Linked DNA regions of Homo sapiens: all the other regions are linked to region 2. A link is an interaction called in ENCODE POLR2A ChIA-PET data of the cell type or tissue named here. Cell type or tissue: OCI-LY7. All regions are shown on one strand. Links, peaks and the distances in the headings refer to the core of each region. The heading gives the core; the rest is flanking DNA. Region 1 overlaps MCC (MCC regulator of Wnt signaling pathway). Region 2 overlaps YTHDC2 (YTH N6-methyladenosine RNA binding protein C2). Region 3 overlaps MCC (MCC regulator of Wnt signaling pathway). Region 4 overlaps MCC (MCC regulator of Wnt signaling pathway).

The links. ChIA-PET counts read pairs that join two places held together with the same protein. Peaks named below come from ENCODE experiments on the same cell type or tissue, not always from the same donor. Only the 100,000 strongest peaks of a DNase experiment are listed, where the experiment ranks them.
Region 1: POLR2A ChIA-PET joins it to region 2 with 5 read pairs; 4 of 35 experiments call an interaction of 5 or more read pairs at or near these places.
Region 3: POLR2A ChIA-PET joins it to region 2 with 5 read pairs; 4 of 35 experiments call an interaction of 5 or more read pairs at or near these places.
Region 4: POLR2A ChIA-PET joins it to region 2 with 5 read pairs; 3 of 35 experiments call an interaction of 5 or more read pairs at or near these places.

Annotation. Positions count from the first base shown.
Region 1 is chr5:113,356,771-113,360,770 of GRCh38, reverse strand. All of the region lies in intron 2 of MCC (MCC regulator of Wnt signaling pathway), which reads left to right. Among named protein-coding and RNA genes, the nearest start is that of TSSK1B, 76 kb to the left of the region's middle. In OCI-LY7, for the core only: no CTCF peak of the experiment used is centred there; no DNase peak of the experiment used is centred there.
Region 2 is chr5:113,520,909-113,526,229 of GRCh38, reverse strand. YTHDC2 (YTH N6-methyladenosine RNA binding protein C2) reads right to left here. Exons shown (of 30, transcript NM_022828.5): 3 at 1,053-1,249. Among named protein-coding and RNA genes, the nearest start is that of YTHDC2, 9.9 kb to the right of the region's middle. In OCI-LY7, for the core only: a CTCF peak has its summit at 956; DNase peaks (open chromatin) are centred at 1,099 and 2,859; H3K4me3 peaks cover 3,299 bases; H3K27ac peaks cover 3,595 bases.
Region 3 is chr5:113,362,838-113,366,837 of GRCh38, reverse strand. The region is part of intron 2 of MCC (MCC regulator of Wnt signaling pathway); the gene reads left to right. Among named protein-coding and RNA genes, the nearest start is that of TSSK1B, 70 kb to the left of the region's middle. In OCI-LY7, for the core only: no CTCF peak of the experiment used is centred there; no DNase peak of the experiment used is centred there.
Region 4 is chr5:113,462,902-113,466,901 of GRCh38, reverse strand. All of the region lies in intron 1 of MCC (MCC regulator of Wnt signaling pathway), which reads left to right. Among named protein-coding and RNA genes, the nearest start is that of MCC, 24 kb to the left of the region's middle. In OCI-LY7, for the core only: no CTCF peak of the experiment used is centred there; no DNase peak of the experiment used is centred there.

The DNA.
Region 1 (4,000 bases), core at 1-4,000, 160 kb after region 2:
AGACTGCTATAGATGCTGCAGACACGTTTGAAAAGAAAAGATTATGAACAGATTTCTGTCAATATTTGCAAAATTTTAGATAAAATAGATGAATTTCCAGAAAAACATAATTTACTAAAACTGATTCATTAAGGAGTATAAAGTCTGAATGGTTCCATAACTATGAGTGAAATTAAAGCAGTAATTTAAAAAATCTTTCCACAAAGAAAATTCCAGGCCCAGACAGCTTCACTGGTGACGTCTACCTAACATTCAAAAACAGACAGACTCACACATAACCTAAGATGGAAACATAACAAGGACAATGTTAGGAATAAAAATTATGGGCTAATTTTACTTTGGAAAAGAGATGCAAAAATCCTAAACAAAATACTAGCAAACCAAAATCAGTAATATATAAACAAGATTTAGAGTATATAGAGTTTGTCTCTGGAATGCAAACTTGGTTTAACATTAGAAAATCAATGTAATCCACCACATTAAGAAAACTTAAGTGAAAAATGTCAACTTTTCATGAATAAAGGATAATATTTTGTTTTTTGTGAAGAAGCTGGAATCGAAATCATTTTTTTTTTTATTCCCCTTGGTGTATTTTTTCCCCTGGCATTTTCCATTTTGATTAGGCTGATTTTCAGCCAAGAGGTATGACAATGTCATTGGCATGCCATACGAGAGGTTGTATGTGATGCTTTTCATGGCAGGGAGCAGGCTCAGATTAGCATCATCCCCATTCACAGTCTCCCATTTATGACACTTAAAAATTAGTGACTAGCAAGGGCTTACTGAATACATGGCTTCCATTAATATGCCTTGTAAGAGAAAGATAAATTGATCCAAAATGCAATCTCTGCCTTCTAACCAAGAGAGACAAATCTTAAAGAAAAAAATCTTAAACTCATATGGACCATGGATGTTACCCCTACTCCCCAGCCCGCTTCAGGGGCTAAAGGACCAAACATTCTATTTATCTTCTATGAAGTGAAAGTCAATTTATTTGCTTTAATACCTCTTCATTTTAATGCTCCTTCCCCAAACTCTCCTTTGAATTCTTCAGCCCTGAATCAACCTTCTTGCTTATCTCCTTCAATATACATAGTTTAGACAAACCAAGATAATGAGCTGCCAAATATTATTTTTAATTGTTTTTTTTAAAAGGTTAAAGAGGCTTGCCTCAGCTGTGCTTTCTTAACCAGATTATTAACTGCCCAAGGGCAGACACTTTGCCTTTTATATTAAACTTGATGAAGAACAGAACAACAGAAGCTAGAGCTGGAGGAGAATTTTAAAGTCTGTTTATTGCAGCTGCTCCTTGGGTTAGTTGTCTCTAAAATATCTCCCATTAAGTGTTCTCAGGCCTGTGCTTAAAGACATCAAGGATTGCTGAACTCACTTGGGCACAGTGGGACATTAGAAATATCCACTAATGGTGATGGTGTTGATAAGCATGCTTCGGTAAGAAAAATTTCCTCATTTCTTTCTTTCTTAGCACCTGTCAACAGTCTTGGGGTGGGGGAAGGGGAGAGGGAGTTGCATTTCAAAATATATCTTCCACTATATTCCCAATGTTACATTGAAATTCCGTGCATTGGCCCTAGATAGGATATGTGTAACATATATATGTTCTAAATAAGACACTAATAAGCTCACTTCCTGAAGACAGACAAAGGGCAAAGGAACTACCTGAGAGATAATATTATTTACCGCCCCTTAGTAGACATGTCCTTTGAATTGCTCTTTATTTTTCCTTAGGAGAAGGATAGATAGACTCTATTTATCTGTACATTCCCACCCAGTTCTCCTTGTGACCACAGGCACAGATTTTAAGACAATTGGCCTGTGTTAGTAATGTAATTTGTAGTGGACGATGCTAGGGGCCCTCATGGGGATCAGGTTCCTGAATTTCATACCAAGCATTGACATTAATAAATGACTAAAGACTCATGGTGATTCTGTTGTGGACTAAGCGATTTACTGCTGCTTCTGTTGATGTCAGTATTATCTAGAAATAGTAAATATGCTGTGACAGGGACAGCTGACACCTGGCAGCCAATTTGTTAAAATTATCCCATGCTTCTTGTGGCAATGTGGTAGCTTTAAATTCATAAAGGTAGCTGCTTCTGGTATATTGAAAGGATTATTTTCCTTCTTGACATGGAGGGTAATAAATTAGGCAATGTACTCTAAAGAACCCACATAACTGAAAGATACAGGGCCACTAAACATAGACAATATCATAAGATACTGTTAATACAGGTCTCAGGATCCCCTAAACACTCTGCATTTTCATCTGCCTTTGTTGTGATGAAAGAGCCCAGTGCTCAAATGAAGGATGGAAAAGAAGCTAAAGGTAGAAAACAGAGGGGTGGCCAGAGCACAGATCTAATTAATAAATCATGCCTACTCTGCTTTTAAGTCATTACTGCTGCCAGGAAGTGCAGATTTCCTCATGGTGCTGGCCACAAGTTTTGGGAGGGCCAATGTCCTCTCAAGATTAGAGCTGGCCAAGTAGAATAGGGAAGTTAAGTCTGTCAAACCCAGTAACCAAAGACTGACTTACTAATGGAATATTCCATACTCAGAGAAATGTAACTTTGGCTCTGACATGATTGGCTATTTTCATTTTCTTTACAATAATGCTGGAATAAAACTGTTAGCAGTGGGTGAGTCTATATGGGTCTGCAGCAATGTCAGTTCTTGCCTCCTAAGAAGAAAGAATTTGACCAAAGGGCATAAGGCAGAGTGAGAAATGGAGGCAAGTTTTAGAGCAGGAATGAAAGTTTTTTAGAAAGTTTTTAAAAAATTTTAGGGCAGGAACAAAAGGAAGTAAAGTGCACTTGGAAGAAGGCCAGTGGGCAACTTGAGAGATTCAAGTGTGCAGTTTGACCTCTGACTTTGGGTCTTAAACAATGGCATGCTTCTGTGGTTGCATTACTTCTCCCCTGAGTCTTCCCTTTGGTTGGGCTATCCACATGCTCAGTGGCCTGCTAGCACTTGGGAGGGGCTGCAAGCATAGTGTATTTACTGACGTTGTACACATGCTCACTTCAGGCGTTCTTCCGTTACCAGTAGTGTTCCTAGAAGGTCATATATGAGTTAAGCTCCACCATTTTGCCTTAGTGCACATGGTTGAGCCCACTTGCCCCAACTCCTGAGATCTTATCGGGAAGCTGCTGATCTGCAGTTTCAGGTTTTTTCTGTCTATTGGGAGACTGCCTTTCCCTGGTACTTGCTGTGACCAATTATTATTTTAAAGAGACAGTTTTAACAACTGCCTGACCATCACCTGATGGTCACCGGACATTCCTGGTAGGTGGGGGGCCCTCTTCTGCCCTGCTCATGCCTGACTACCTACTGTAACAAAACTATTGTTTAAAATTTTAGGCACTGGTTGGGTGTCAATTGTTTTGTATTTTTAAATTGGTAATCATAATTGTTACCTTTCAGAAGCTGAGAGTGTACATTTTCCCTATATATTTGCTTTCTATTATCTAAAATGGATTCCAAATAAGTAATTATGAAGTGTGATCAGATAATGGCTAACATTTGTTGATCAGTTTACCATATGCCAGGGATTGTCTTAAATGCTGTACATATTTTAACTTTAATTCTCACAACAACCTCATGAAAGTACACTTTATTATCCCTATTTTAAACATTAAGAAACTGAGGCTAAATAACTTGCTTGATGTCACATAGCTGGTTATGGTGTCTTTAAACCTGATACTAAGCAGCATGACTACAAAACCCCAGTTCTTAACCACTATTCTATGCAAATGAGCAATGTCTATGAAATTAAGCTGAAAGAGAGAAAATGTCCTCTTCTAAAAATGGGAAAAATGTTGTGGCAATTCATAGGCTATTGGTAGGACCAAAGATAATATATGTGAAATGCTTAGTACAGTATCTGGTCCTTAGTGTGGTGGACTTTGAATAGCTGTTAGCTGTCAGAATTGTTACCAACCTTAAGGTAAATTTTAGGTGTTCCAGATGCTTTGGCTTG
Region 2 (5,321 bases), core at 593-4,592:
GTTATAAATTTCTATCAATAATTTCATGGAAAATTAAATTTTTGTAGTAGGAAATAATGTACATTATACTTATAAGATCTGTCACGTACATTACGAAAACATATTACAAAAAAAAGAAAATATCCCATATATGTTTAATGCTATACATGTAAGATTAAGTGATCAAATAGAATAATTATGTGTTAAATATAAAGGTCCTAATGTTAACAAATTTCCTAATGGCGTATTTTAGCCAACATCCACATTTAACTAAACAGATAGGAATAAAGAAGAGGTATGAAATGTTTTATATTCATGTAGCTCAAAATATGTTTGTGTGCCTATATTTAAAGTGAAAGTTCTTTGATATCTAGGACCACATATTTTCTATATTCTGCTGATCTATTCCAATAGACAATAATAACTATGTAAATTTTATCACTATAGGCAATAAATAGTTTTCTTAATAGGGAAGTGATCTTTCCAAATAGTAAAATTACATCTTTATTTTATAACCCAAATACATTATCTACCTACTTTTGAGCAACTTAATGTACTGAAGACTCTGTCCAATCTCTTACCAGAGCTAAAGCCCCAGTTCAAAATCTCACTTATTAGTGTGTTATGGCAGCATAATATAGGAAAGTCTAGTCCCTGGAGTCAAATACCCGCTCTGCAGTTTATTGGCTGGTTTGGTGTCCTCGAATGAATTATTTAATTCCTCTAAGCCTCAGTTTCTTCACCTGTGAAATAGGGGAAATTCTTACCTTGCAAAGGTTGCTAGGAGGCCCCATATAAAGGGTTTTGTATACTGCCTCATACACAGTTAATGCTCAGTAAATGGTAGCTATTGATATTATTATTAATACTAAAAAAAAAAACTTGGTTCAACTTAATGACATGCTTTAACACTGCACTTTGTTTCAAATTTTTACAACTCTTAATCATTTCTAACAAACTATTCCAATTGAGAAATCTTATTTCATCTTGGTTTTCGAAAATAAATCTAAAATGGAAAAAGAACAGTCATCAAATAATAGGGTAAATGAGGAAGCTCCCCAGAAAATACATACCAGCTTCAACTGCAAACACATTTCCTCTTTCTGTTTTAGGCAGAAGTTCTGTACGCTCTTTATTGGTGACAGGAAATCTTTGAATTAGGCTCCTAACAGCATGTTTTGTATTATGAGTCAAATTACAGGTCATCATTGCATGAGCTGTTTCTGATCCATCTTTCTTCTTCACAGTTAGGTATCTATTTGCTCCCTTTCTGAATATTAATAAAAATCATTTATTTACTATATAAAGTCAACTTGTTCACATATGATGTATGCCCACTTAGAAAATATGTCTCAAGCAAAACACTGAAAAAAATCAAAATGCTTTGGGAGAAGATGCTGAAAGTCCAAAAAAATTCAGTAAAGAAAGATTTGGGCTAAAGTGGCCATAAAACTATTTTCAATTAAAATTTCAAGTGCTGTAAATCCAATTTTAAGTCCACTAAAAAGGCTTACTTACCCTTAAGTGTTAAAGTTTGTCTTTAGCAGACTTCATGGTAGATGAAACATCACCAGTTAATATGATACATGCTGGGAAGCATACAGAGGGGGAAAATCAATCTGAACAATAGAACCTAAAAATGATAATGAAAAAGTTATGGTCTATAGTTCAGACTAATATGTCCCAGTGAATGCTTCCACAGTATGTTGGTAATGAGACACTCCCATGAAAACCTGTTAAGAGAGCCAAGTTTCATGGTTGGACCAAAAAAGCATAAATCAGCATTACTGATAAATAATTTCAGATGCATTTTTAATAAAATATTTTTCAAAGCTTCTGGTTCTACTCTTCAATTATAAGGTAATGATGATTTGTAACTGTTCAAGTTATTTACTGTAGGTATATTGTTTCCTCAACTGGTCCAGGACTGAGCATATCTTTCATGACTTCTGCGGCTCTAAGAGTAGTAGGTATAGTGTTATATACCAGGAATTTCCCAGATGTGTTTTGAATGATTTCATAATACATGCCTATAATGTAGCAGTGTAATACTGATTAAGAGCTCAGGCTCCAAAGGCACACAGACCTCAGCTTGAATCCCACTTCTACCACTTACTAGTTGTGGCACTACAGGTAAACTACTTAATGGCTCTGAGCCCAACACAATAGTAATATATATCTCAAAGGATTATTCATATGATTAAGATAATACATGCAAAGTGCAGTATCTGTTGCAGAGTAGACTCTAAATAAATGAAAACTATTATTATAGTCAGAAACAATACTATTTCTTAAATTTTAAGTTACCCAAAATATTTCATAAAATGTTTTGCCATTTGTTAATGTCACTATTATAGAAATAATCAACAGAGCCATAAATACAATGAAAAATTTATAATTTACAAAGCAAATTTTATAATTTTTCTAATTTTCATTAGATGTAAATTTTATCAACAGTATCTTCACCATAAGAGTGATATCAAACTGGGGATTAACCTATACAGTTTTAGCATATAAGTTTTCTAAGTGAGGCTTCCAATTTATCAAGGTTTTTGATTTCTGGAAACTCCTTATTGAATATTTCAATGAATTTTAAGCTTTCTAGGTTGTTATTTACTCCTTAAAAAGTACTTGGTGGTACTTAAAATGATGCTATAAAGATGAAATAAAATTTAACCTGATCTAGAAGTTTTACTTATTTCCATGATAAATTCAAATTATTGAATTCCATAAATGTTCTCTATAATAGGTTCTTTTCCCACGGACCTTTCTGAAACTAAAGGACAGTCATTATAGACTCAATAATTCATTCCCCTTCTGTGATGTTCATTTCATAAAATTTTAACTACAAAAGGCAGGAAGTGAGCTGAACTGAGCACCAGAGCAAATGGTAGGAGGCTAGTATTCAGCTAGTAATAAACTTTCAAGCAGTTACATGATCAACGGCAAATCATTTTACTTCTCTGACACTGTACAATTGTTAATTTTAAAAACTTCATATTTTTAAGAACTCAAAGATGCTTTAATTTTCTTAAAAATCATCTCAGAAAGGTTTTGCTATATTTCACCTTTAATTGTATTTTATTCATTCACTCAATCATTTATCATCTATTAACTAAACACTGACTTTATGCCAGGCACTGTGGTAGAAGCCAGGAATACAAAATGGAGTAAAATATACCCTTTCTCAACAAGCTCACAACTGAAATAATAAGTTAGATTGAAACCTTCCTAACATAGGTTACCTAATATAGCATTTAGGTATTAAAAAAAACCTCATAATAAGCAGGTGGGACTACTTAGCCATTACCATTTAAAATTTACTGAATTCAGTTTGAGCACATATGGTAGAATGGAAAGATAATATCAACTTGATCATTTTTATGTTTTAGTAAAGGAGTCTACTTGTGCTTTTACTGATTATTCCTACCACAGTCAGCACCACAGTGACACTGATATATCATAAAAGGATTAATGAAATTTTTGGTAAAATATTCACCTCATTGTTGTGAGGATGGAAACATTAAATACAGTAGAAATTTGTCATACTACGTAAACTAACAAATTGAGAACTCCTTATTATGCTTTCATTCCAAGATAACCGAAACTATGGTTTGATGATAAACACAGGAATCTTTTATACAAAGCAAAATTAACTAAAAACTAGCTGCACATGTGGAAAAGATGCTAGCTAAGTGAAATTCACAAGAGTTTTTTAAATAAAAGGTAAACCCCATATGCAATTTTGAAATATAAAAGTAAATGTAATAAAATTACAGTTGAGAGCATCATAACACCTAACTTTCGAAAAATAAAAGTAACCGATGCATTTTGGCATTTCAATGGCTTCTTCCTTTGAAAGAAAAATGATGCTATAAGTAATCAAATTTGACACAATGTTAACATTAATCAATTTACTAATTTAAAAGGATGTTACTAAACATTTAAATCAAATACAAACATATGCTTCAATATTCCCTACTTGTAAATCTAAGAACAGTTTAAAAGATCAGCTGAAGAGCCCAAATCTCAAATGACTGCTTAAAAAGCTCACAGACACCAGGAGTCTCTTAAAAACAAACAACAACCACCACCAAAAAAAAAAAAAACAAAAAACAAAAAAAACAGGCATTCATTTGATGCCTAATAAGTACTTAATTTTATATTCCCTTAATTTATATTTCCATTAGGCAGACAGATGCAAAGATCTAGCTCCAAACCACTTTCTCCCCAATACTGTAATACAGAATTGGAAATGTAGTAAAGTTTGCATCATACTAATTTGTACTTTTTTATGATTACCTAAAAACTAATAAACCAACCAGTTCACTTCATGTTGTCGCCAAACTGAGCACAGCTGCTTTCAAGGTATGGTCACTATGCCTATAGTAAATTTATTTTTCTGGGTTTTTCTTTTTTTTTTTTTTTTTGAGACAGAGTCTTGCTTTTTGCTTTCAAGGCATGGTCACTATGCCTACAGTAAATTTATTTTTCTGGGTTTTTTTTCTTTTTTTTTTTTTGAGACAGAGTCTTGCTTTGCTACCCAGGCTGGAGTGCAGTGGCACGATCTCGGCTCACTGCAACCTCCGCCTCCTGGGTTCAAGCAGTTCTCCTGTCTCAGTCTCCCCAGTAGCTGGGACTACAGCCGCCCGCCACCATGCATGGCTAATTTTTGTATTTTTAGGAGAGATGGGGTTTCACCATATTAGTCAGGCTGGTCTGGAACTCCTGACCTCAGGTGATCCACCCACCTCGGCCTCCCAAAGTGCTGGGATTACCAGCATGAGCCACTGCGCCCAGCCTATTTTTCTGGTCTTAATGAACTATAAGCTAAATTGAAGATGAGATCTATCCAATATTTCTGTTCTAACTCCTCAGAGCACCTACTACACTGCTATGAACTTGATGTGAACATCAAAAAATAATTAGTTAAGTATTAACTGTGTTCAAATCCTGGCTCTGCCACTTGCTAGCTGTGTGATCTCAGGAAAATTACTTAACATCTCTAGGCTTTAATTGCCTCATCTGTTATATAGGTGCCAGGTGTTAAAATAGACTCTGCCTTATAAAACTTGTTATGATCCATGGTAGACTGGATAAATAAAATGTGGTACTACATATACACCATGGAATACTATGCAGCCATACAAAAGAATGAGACCATGTCCTTTGCAGGAACACAGATGGAGCTGAAGGCCATTATCCTTAGCAAACTAACCCAAGAACAGAAATCCAAATACTGCATGCTCACATTTGTAAGTAGGAGCTAAATGATGAAAACACATGGACACATAGAGGTGAACAACAGGCACTGGGGTCTATCAGAGGGTAAAGGATGGGAG
Region 3 (4,000 bases), core at 1-4,000, 160 kb after region 2:
GAGTAAGATCCTGTCTCAAAAAATAAGTAAATAAATAAATAATTTTAAAAAGCTGAAATAACTATATTTTTAACCTTCTCCTTTAAACATGCTGAATATCCAGCAAAAGAGTAAAGATGTATGAGTCTAAAATCTAAGTAAATGAGGAAACCTTGCACACCAAGCCACTCTTACTTATTGTCTGAACCTCATAAAAATTACATGACCTTATGGACTCTGGGAACAGAAGACAAATTTCAGCGTCTTCTCAGGTAGGAAATCAAATAAGACAAATCGTTTTTTAAAAAATCTAGAAGCCTAGAGGGCTATATATTCTGGCTTAGGTTGAACAGAAGTATTCTACCCATATATTACCCTCGAAATATTAAAAGGAAAATTGCCTTGGAGGTGATTAAAGCAGTTCTAAAAGAATATCCACAAATAATTCTCCAGAGAATATGGGCAATTCAGTTTCTACAATTACTTAGTATATAAAGAGACTACACACATGAGCAAGAATTAACATAAAAAAAAACCTACTAAGATTTCATTTATTGAAATTATCAAATTCAGAATATAATTACACTTACTGTGTCCAGAAAGAAAATCTAAGCTAGAAAAAAAGAAAACCAAAAAGACAAAGCAGATTCAAAAAAGGAACCAAATGAACATCTAGGAATGAGAAATGTTATAATTGAAATTAAAATCTGATTAAAATTAACTAATTAGAAATGAAGAGAGAATTCGTGAACTGAAAGAGGGGTTTGAGGACATTAGTTTCGAAAGCACAAAAGAAGAAAGAGATGTAAAATATGAAAGAGAGGTGATATGGTTTGGATCTATGTCACCATCAAATCTCATGTTGAATTGTAATCCCAAGTGTTGGAGGTGGGGCCTGGTGGGAAGTGATTAGATCACAGGGTCAAGTTCTCATGAGTGATTTAGCACCATCCCCAACTTGGTACTGTATAGTGAGTGAGTTCTCACAAGATATGGTTGTTTAAAAGCATGTAACACCTCCCTGCTCTCTCTCTTCCTTCTGGATATGAAGTGCTGGCTCCTCCTTTGCCTTCTGCCATGATTCTAAGTTTCCTGAGGCCTCCCCAGAAGCTGAGCAGATGCCAGCATCATGTTTCCTCTACAGCTTGTGGAACCATGAGCCAGTTAAACCTCTTTTCTTTATAAATTACCCAGTCTCAGGTATTTCTTTATAGCAATGCAAGAATGAACTAATACAGAAAATTGGTACCAAGTAGTGGGGTGTTGCTATAAAGATACCTGAAAATGTGGAAGTAGCTTTGGAACTGGGTAATGGGCAGAGGTTGGAAGAGTGTGGAGGGCTTAGAAGAAGATAGGAAGTTAAGAGAAAGTTTGGAACTTCCTAGAGACTTGTTGAATGGTTATGACAGTGCTGACAGTGATGTTGATAATCAAGTCCAGGGTAATAAGGTCTCAGACAGAAATAAAGAACTTTTGGAACTAGAGTAAAGGTCACTTGTGCTACGGTTTAGCAGAGACCCTGGCTGCATTGTGCTTCTGCTCTAGGGATCTGTGGAACTTTGAACTTGAGAGTGATGATTTAGGATATCTGGTAGAAGAAATTTCTAAGCAACAAGGCATTCAAGATGTGGCCTGGTTGCTTCTAACAGCCTATGCTCATATGTGTGAGCAGAAAAGTGACATAAAACTGGAATTTAAAAAGGAAGGAGGGTGTAAAAGTTTGGAAAATTTGCAGCCTGGCCATGTGGTAGAAAAGAAAAGCCTGTTTTCAGGGGAAGAATTCAGTTAGGCCACATAAATTTGTGTAAGTAGAAGAGCCAAGTGCAAATAGCCAAGACAATAGGGAAAAGACCTCAAAGGCATTTCAGAAACCTGCACAGCAGCCCCTCTCATCACAGGTCTGGAGACATAGGAGGGTTTCATGGCCATGCCCAGAGACCTGCCACCCTGTGTGGGCTTGGGACACTGCTCCCTGCATCCAAACTACTCCAGCTCCAGACTTGGCTCAAAGGGCCTCAGATAGAGCTCAGCCCACTGCTCCAGAAGGTGCAAGCCATATGCCTTGGTGGCTTCTACATGGTGTTAAGCCTGCAGGTGTGCAGAATGCAAGAGCTGAAGCATGTGAGCCTCCACCTAGATTTCAAAGGATGTATGGAAAAGCCTGGATGTCCAGGCAGAAGACTGCTGCTGAGGCAGAGCCCTCATGGAGAACCTGTACTAGGACAATATGAAGGGGAAATGTGGGATTGGAGCCCCCACACAAGTCCCCACTGGGGCACTGTCTAGTGGAGCTGGGAGAAGAGGGCCATCATCCTCCAGACCCTGGAATGGTAGAGCCACTGGCAGTTTGCACCCTGTAGTTGGAAAAGCCATCGGCACTTAGTGCCAGCCCATGAAAGTAGCCACAGGGGCTGAACCCTGCAAAGCTGTAGGGGCAGAGCTGCCCAAGGCCTTGGGAGCCCACCACTTGCATTTGTGTACCCTGGATGTGAGAAATTAAGTCAAAGGAGATTATTTTGGAGCTTTAAGATTTAATAACTGCCCTGCTGGGTTTTGGACTTGCATGGGGCCTAGAGTTCCTTTTTTTTTTTTTTCTGGTTTTTTTTTTTTTTTTTTTTTTCTGTTTTTGAGAAAGAGTCTCACTCTGTCACCCAGGCTGGAGTGCAGTGACGCAATCTCAGCTCACTGCAATCTCTGCCTCCCAGGTTCAAGCAGTTCTCCTGCTTCAGCCTCCTGAGTAGCTGGGATTACAGGCACCCACCACCATGCCCAGCTAATTTTTGCATTTTAGTACAGACGAGGTTTCACCATATTGGCCAGGCTGGTCTTGAATTCCTGACCTTGTGATCTGCCTGCCTTGGTCTCCCAAAGTGCTGAGATTACAGGCTTGAGCCACTGTGTCTGGCTATAGTTTCTTTCTTTTGGCCTATTTCTTCGTTTTGGAAGGGGACTATTTACCTAGTGCTTGTACTACCATTGTATCTTGGATGTAACTAACTTGTTTTGATTCTACGGGATTATAGGCATAAGGCCTAGTCTTGTCACAGATGAGATTTTGGACTTTGGACTTTTGAGTTAATGCTGAAATAAGACTTTCGGGGACTATTGGGAAGGCATGATTGTATTTTGCAATGTGAGAAGGACATGAGATTTGGAGGGTCCAGAGGTGGAACGATAGGGTTTGGATCTGTATCCCCACCAAATCTCATGTCAAATTGTAATCCCAAGTGTTGGAGTTGGGGCCTGGTGGGAGATGACTGGATCATGGGGCAGAGTTCTTATGAATGGTCTAGCACCATCCCCCTTTGGTACTATTTAGTGAGTGAGTTCTCATGAGATTTGGTTCAAAGTGTGTAGAACCTCCCCCTTCTCTCTCTTCCTTTTGCTGAGGCTGTGTGAAGTGCTGGCTCCCCCTTTGCCTTCTGCCATAATTGTAAGTTTACTGAGGCCTCCCCAGAAGCCAAGTGGATACTGGCATCATGCTTCCTGTACAGCCGGTGGAACTGTGAGCCAATTAAATTTCTTCTTTATAAATTACCTGCTCCCAGGGTTTTTTTTGTTTGTTTTTTTGTTTTTGTTTTTTGAGACGGAGTCTCGCTCTGTCGCCAGGCTAGAATGCTGTGGCGTGATCTCGGCTCACTGCAACTTCCAACTCCCTGGTTCAAGCAATTCTCCTGCCTCAGCCTCCTGAATAGCTGGGATTACAGGCACGTGCCACCACACCAGCTAATTTTTGTATTTTTAGTAGAGATAGGGTTTTGCCGTGTTGGCCAGGCTGGCCTTGATCTCCTGACCTTGTGATCCGCCCGCCTCTGTCTCCCAAAGTGCTGGGATTACAGGCATGAGCCACTGCACCTGGCCAGGTTTTTTTTTAATAGCAGTGCAAGAATGGACTAACACAAGAGGCTATAGTCAGGAAGTTTTTAACATAACATAAAATTATATTTCCAGAAGCAGAGGAAAGAATGAAGCAGAAGCTCCCTCCCTCCACCCTGGAGTCATCCCATTAGTGTAAAAAAAG
Region 4 (4,000 bases), core at 1-4,000, 59 kb after region 2:
GTGAGATACCATCTCACACCAGTTAGAATGGCGATCATTAAAAAGTCAGGAAACAACAGGTGCTGGAGAGGATGTGGAGAAATAGGAACACTTTTACACTGTTGGTGGGACTGTAAACTCGTTCAACCATTGTGGAAGTCAGTGTGGCGATTCCTCAGGGATCTAGAACTAGAAATACCATTTGACCCAGCCATTCCATTACTGGGTATATACCCAAAGGATTATAAATCATGCTGCTATAAAGACACATGCACACGTATGTTTATAGCAGCACTATTCACAATAGCAAAGACTTGGAACCAACCTAAATGTCCAACAATGATAGACTGGATTAAGAAAATGTGGCACATATACACCATGGAATACTATGCAGCCATAAAAAATGATGAGTTTGTGTCCTTTGTAGGGACATGGATGAAACTGGAAACCATCATTCTCAGCAAACTATGGCAAGGACAAAAAACCAAACACCACATGTTCTCACTCATAGGTGGGAATTGAACAATGAGAACACATGGACACAGGAAGGGGAACATCACACATCGGGAAGTGTTGTGGGGTGGGGGGAGGGGGGAGGGATAGCATTAGGAGATATACCTAATGCTAAATGACGAGTTGGTGGGTGCAGCACACCAGCATGGCACATGTATACATATGTAACAAACCTGCACGTTGTGCACATGTACCCTAAAACTTAAAGTATAATAATAATAAAATTAAAAAAAAAAAAGAATGGCTACTCAACTTCACCTACCCTCCTAGATCTCAGCCTCTTTCTTTGCTTCCAGCCAGATTGACTCTAGCTATGGCTCACACTGTTCCCTATAGTCCCATCTACCCAGGAGGCTGAGGCAGGGGAATCGCTTGAACCCTAGAGGCAGAGGTTGCAGTGAGCCGAGATCGCGCCACCGCACTCCAGCCTGAGCGATGGAACGAGACTCCATCTAAAAAAAAAAAAAATGTGGGTTAATGTATTCCTAATTGCTTTTCAGAGTTTAACATCAGCAGTCTATAAGAGTGCCCATTTTCTTATCTATTCAGTAACATTAACTATTATAACCTTTCTAAATCTCCATCATCTAACATCTGAATATGGTATAACATTATTTAACTTTACAATTCTTTGAATCCTAGTGAGTTTGGACATCTTTTTCATTTATTTATTGACTATCTGTATTTCTAATTTGTGAATTTTCTTTTTGCTCACTTTCTTCTGTTAGGAATTTGTATTTTTCTTTTGATTTCTAAGAGGTCTTCGTATATTAGAGATCCTAATCTTTTGTCAGGTTGCAAATATTTTCCTAAAATGTTCGTCTTGTTTTAAATTTTGTAATACCTTTTGCAAAATATAAGCTTTATATGGTTATGCAGCCAAATCTATCACTGTCAATCTTTTTCTTCACTTTTTCCTTTTGCGTATGTTAAAACTCTCTCTACTGAGCTCAGTAGATAAATATTGACATTATTTTCTTATAAGTATTTTATGGGTTTATTTTGGAGTTAAATATCTAATGCCTCAGGAATTTTTGTGTATATGAATTTTTAGCACATGATAGAAAACATAATTTTCCCCCAAATGGTTAACCATTTTTCCTACTTCCATGTGATGAATCTCTACTGACTTGAAAATACATAATTTAATGTGTGTACAACTTTGAAAAACATATATTTGCATCTCATTATGGATCTTTTTTTTTTTTCTTGATCTACCTGTTCTTAGCTCAATACTGTTGCTTTATAACATGGTTTAATATTTTATGTGGCCTCCCTTCCTCATTGTCTCCCTCCGCCCCACAAAAAAAAAAATCTTGGCTATTTTCAGGCATATTTTTCCTCCCAAAAGGACTTTAAAATTCCATTGAATTTTAATTGGAAATAGGATACGTTTCTAAATTGATGTAAAGAGAATTGATATCTCTGCAAGCCAATTTTTTGTTAAGAGGGATTATATGTCTCTACATTTATTCAAGTCTTTTTTATGTCAGTCAGTGAAGTTTTCCTAATACAATCAACTTATGCTTTATTTTTCATTTTATTTTGTTTCTCTAATTTTCCCCCTACATTTTATTGCTGCCATGAGTGGAGCTTTTTTAGCCTTTTTTTTTTCTTGTTGCTATTTGATAGTATATATTAAAGTTATTTAATTTATTCAAATATTTTATTCAACATACATTTATTGAGTGCATACTATGTACTAGTGACTCTTCTAAGCATTGAGAATATAGCAGTGAACAAAATAGCCAACCTTAAGAAACTTACATGGGACAGGAGGTGAGATAAATAAACAAAAACAAAGCATGATATGTTAGAGAGTAAGAAATACCAAATAAAGGCAGGGAAGGGAATAGTGAAGGGAGTTCAGGGGTGAGAGGCTAATTTTAATATTAAATGAAGTAGTTAGGAGAGACCTTGATGAGAGAATAATTTTGGGGGCAAAGACCTGAGGGCTAGGGAGCAGCCATTTATTTCTGTGAAGGAAGAAAGTTCCTGATTAAAGGAACAGCAAAGGCAAAAGCCATGAGGTGGAAGCTGGTGCATTCAAAGAATAAGCAGGCCAGTGTGGCTGGAGTGAGAAAAGAAGAGTAGTAGAAGAGAAGTAGTGAGGGGGCAGATTTTATGGCCTTGCAGATTATTGTGAGGACTTTGGCTTTTAGTCTAATTGAGTTTCCTGCTTGATTCTGTTTGATTGCCTATATTTACTGTCTCCATTTTCTTGCTTCTCATAAACTCCTCAACCCACTGAGTTCTGGCATTTGTCACTTCATGGTGCCCTATTGTCACTTCATTGAATCAATGCTAAGGTCACTAGTGACCTTGTCAGTAAATAAAAAGGGTGTTTTCCCCTTGCCTGTATCACCTTTCAGCCATTGACTGTGTTGCCCATTGCCTGCCTCTGGACGCATCCCCTTTTCCTGGCTGCCAAGACCCCACAGTCTTCTTGCTGTTCTCCCACCTCTTTGGCTCATTCCTTTCTATCTCCTTTGCAGGCTTATCCTCCTCTACCTAGCTATTGAGTGTTAGAATATTTTAAGGCATCAATTTTTGCTCACTTCTCTTTTAACCTCAGACATTCTCTCTAGGTATTTACGTTTCGTCTCTTATTTACGTTTCAGCTTCAGTTCTCTTTGTATGTGACAGTGACTCCCTTAGTAAATGTCCAGCTCGGTCCTCTTTTCTGCATCTCAGACTTGCATAACTAATTGACCCAACTGCCTATAAATCATCTCCTGCCAGGTATTTGTAAGGCATTTTAAACTCCACAAGTCCAACAATGGATTCAGGATTCTTCCCACAAAACTAATCTTCCAGGCTTGCTCTCTCAGTGAATGTGACCATGTACACCCACTTACGGGAAGCCAGAACAAACTTGGAAAGATCCTTGAGCTCTCCTTTTCCATGAACTCCCATGTTGATTTCATCACCAAGTCCTATTATTTTACCTTTTAAATCTCTCTCAAATCTGTCTACTTCTTTCCATCTCCCTTATGATTACCCTAATTGTCTCACTTGGAGCACTTCAAATATTCCTAACTGGCCTTCCCATCTCTCCTTTGGCCTCCCTCCAATGCAGTCCTCCACACTGTACCTAGAGAGATCTTTTTGAAGTGCTAATCTGCTCACCTTGCCCCTGCTTACAACCCTTCAAGTGAGTCATAATTCTTAACCATGCAGGGCCAAAAAGGCTTCCTCTCCTACCTCATCTTGCCCTCTCTCCTCTAGGCTCTCTGTACATCAACCACTCTCTTCTTTTCTGAATTTCAGTTTCTCCAGTGTGTTCTGCTCTCACTCCCTATCTAGCTCCTGTGCACTGGATACATCCAGCTGTTCTCAAACTGTAAACTCAGCTCAGGGGACACTTTTTCAGCCTTCCCTGGCCCTCTCATCTTTCTTTTATTATTATCTTCTTTCTTTTAATATTATCTTCTAAGTATTTCTTGTGTTACTTATCTCCATTTGTAATGATATGTTCATTCGTGGGAATTGTTGGTTAATATCTTTT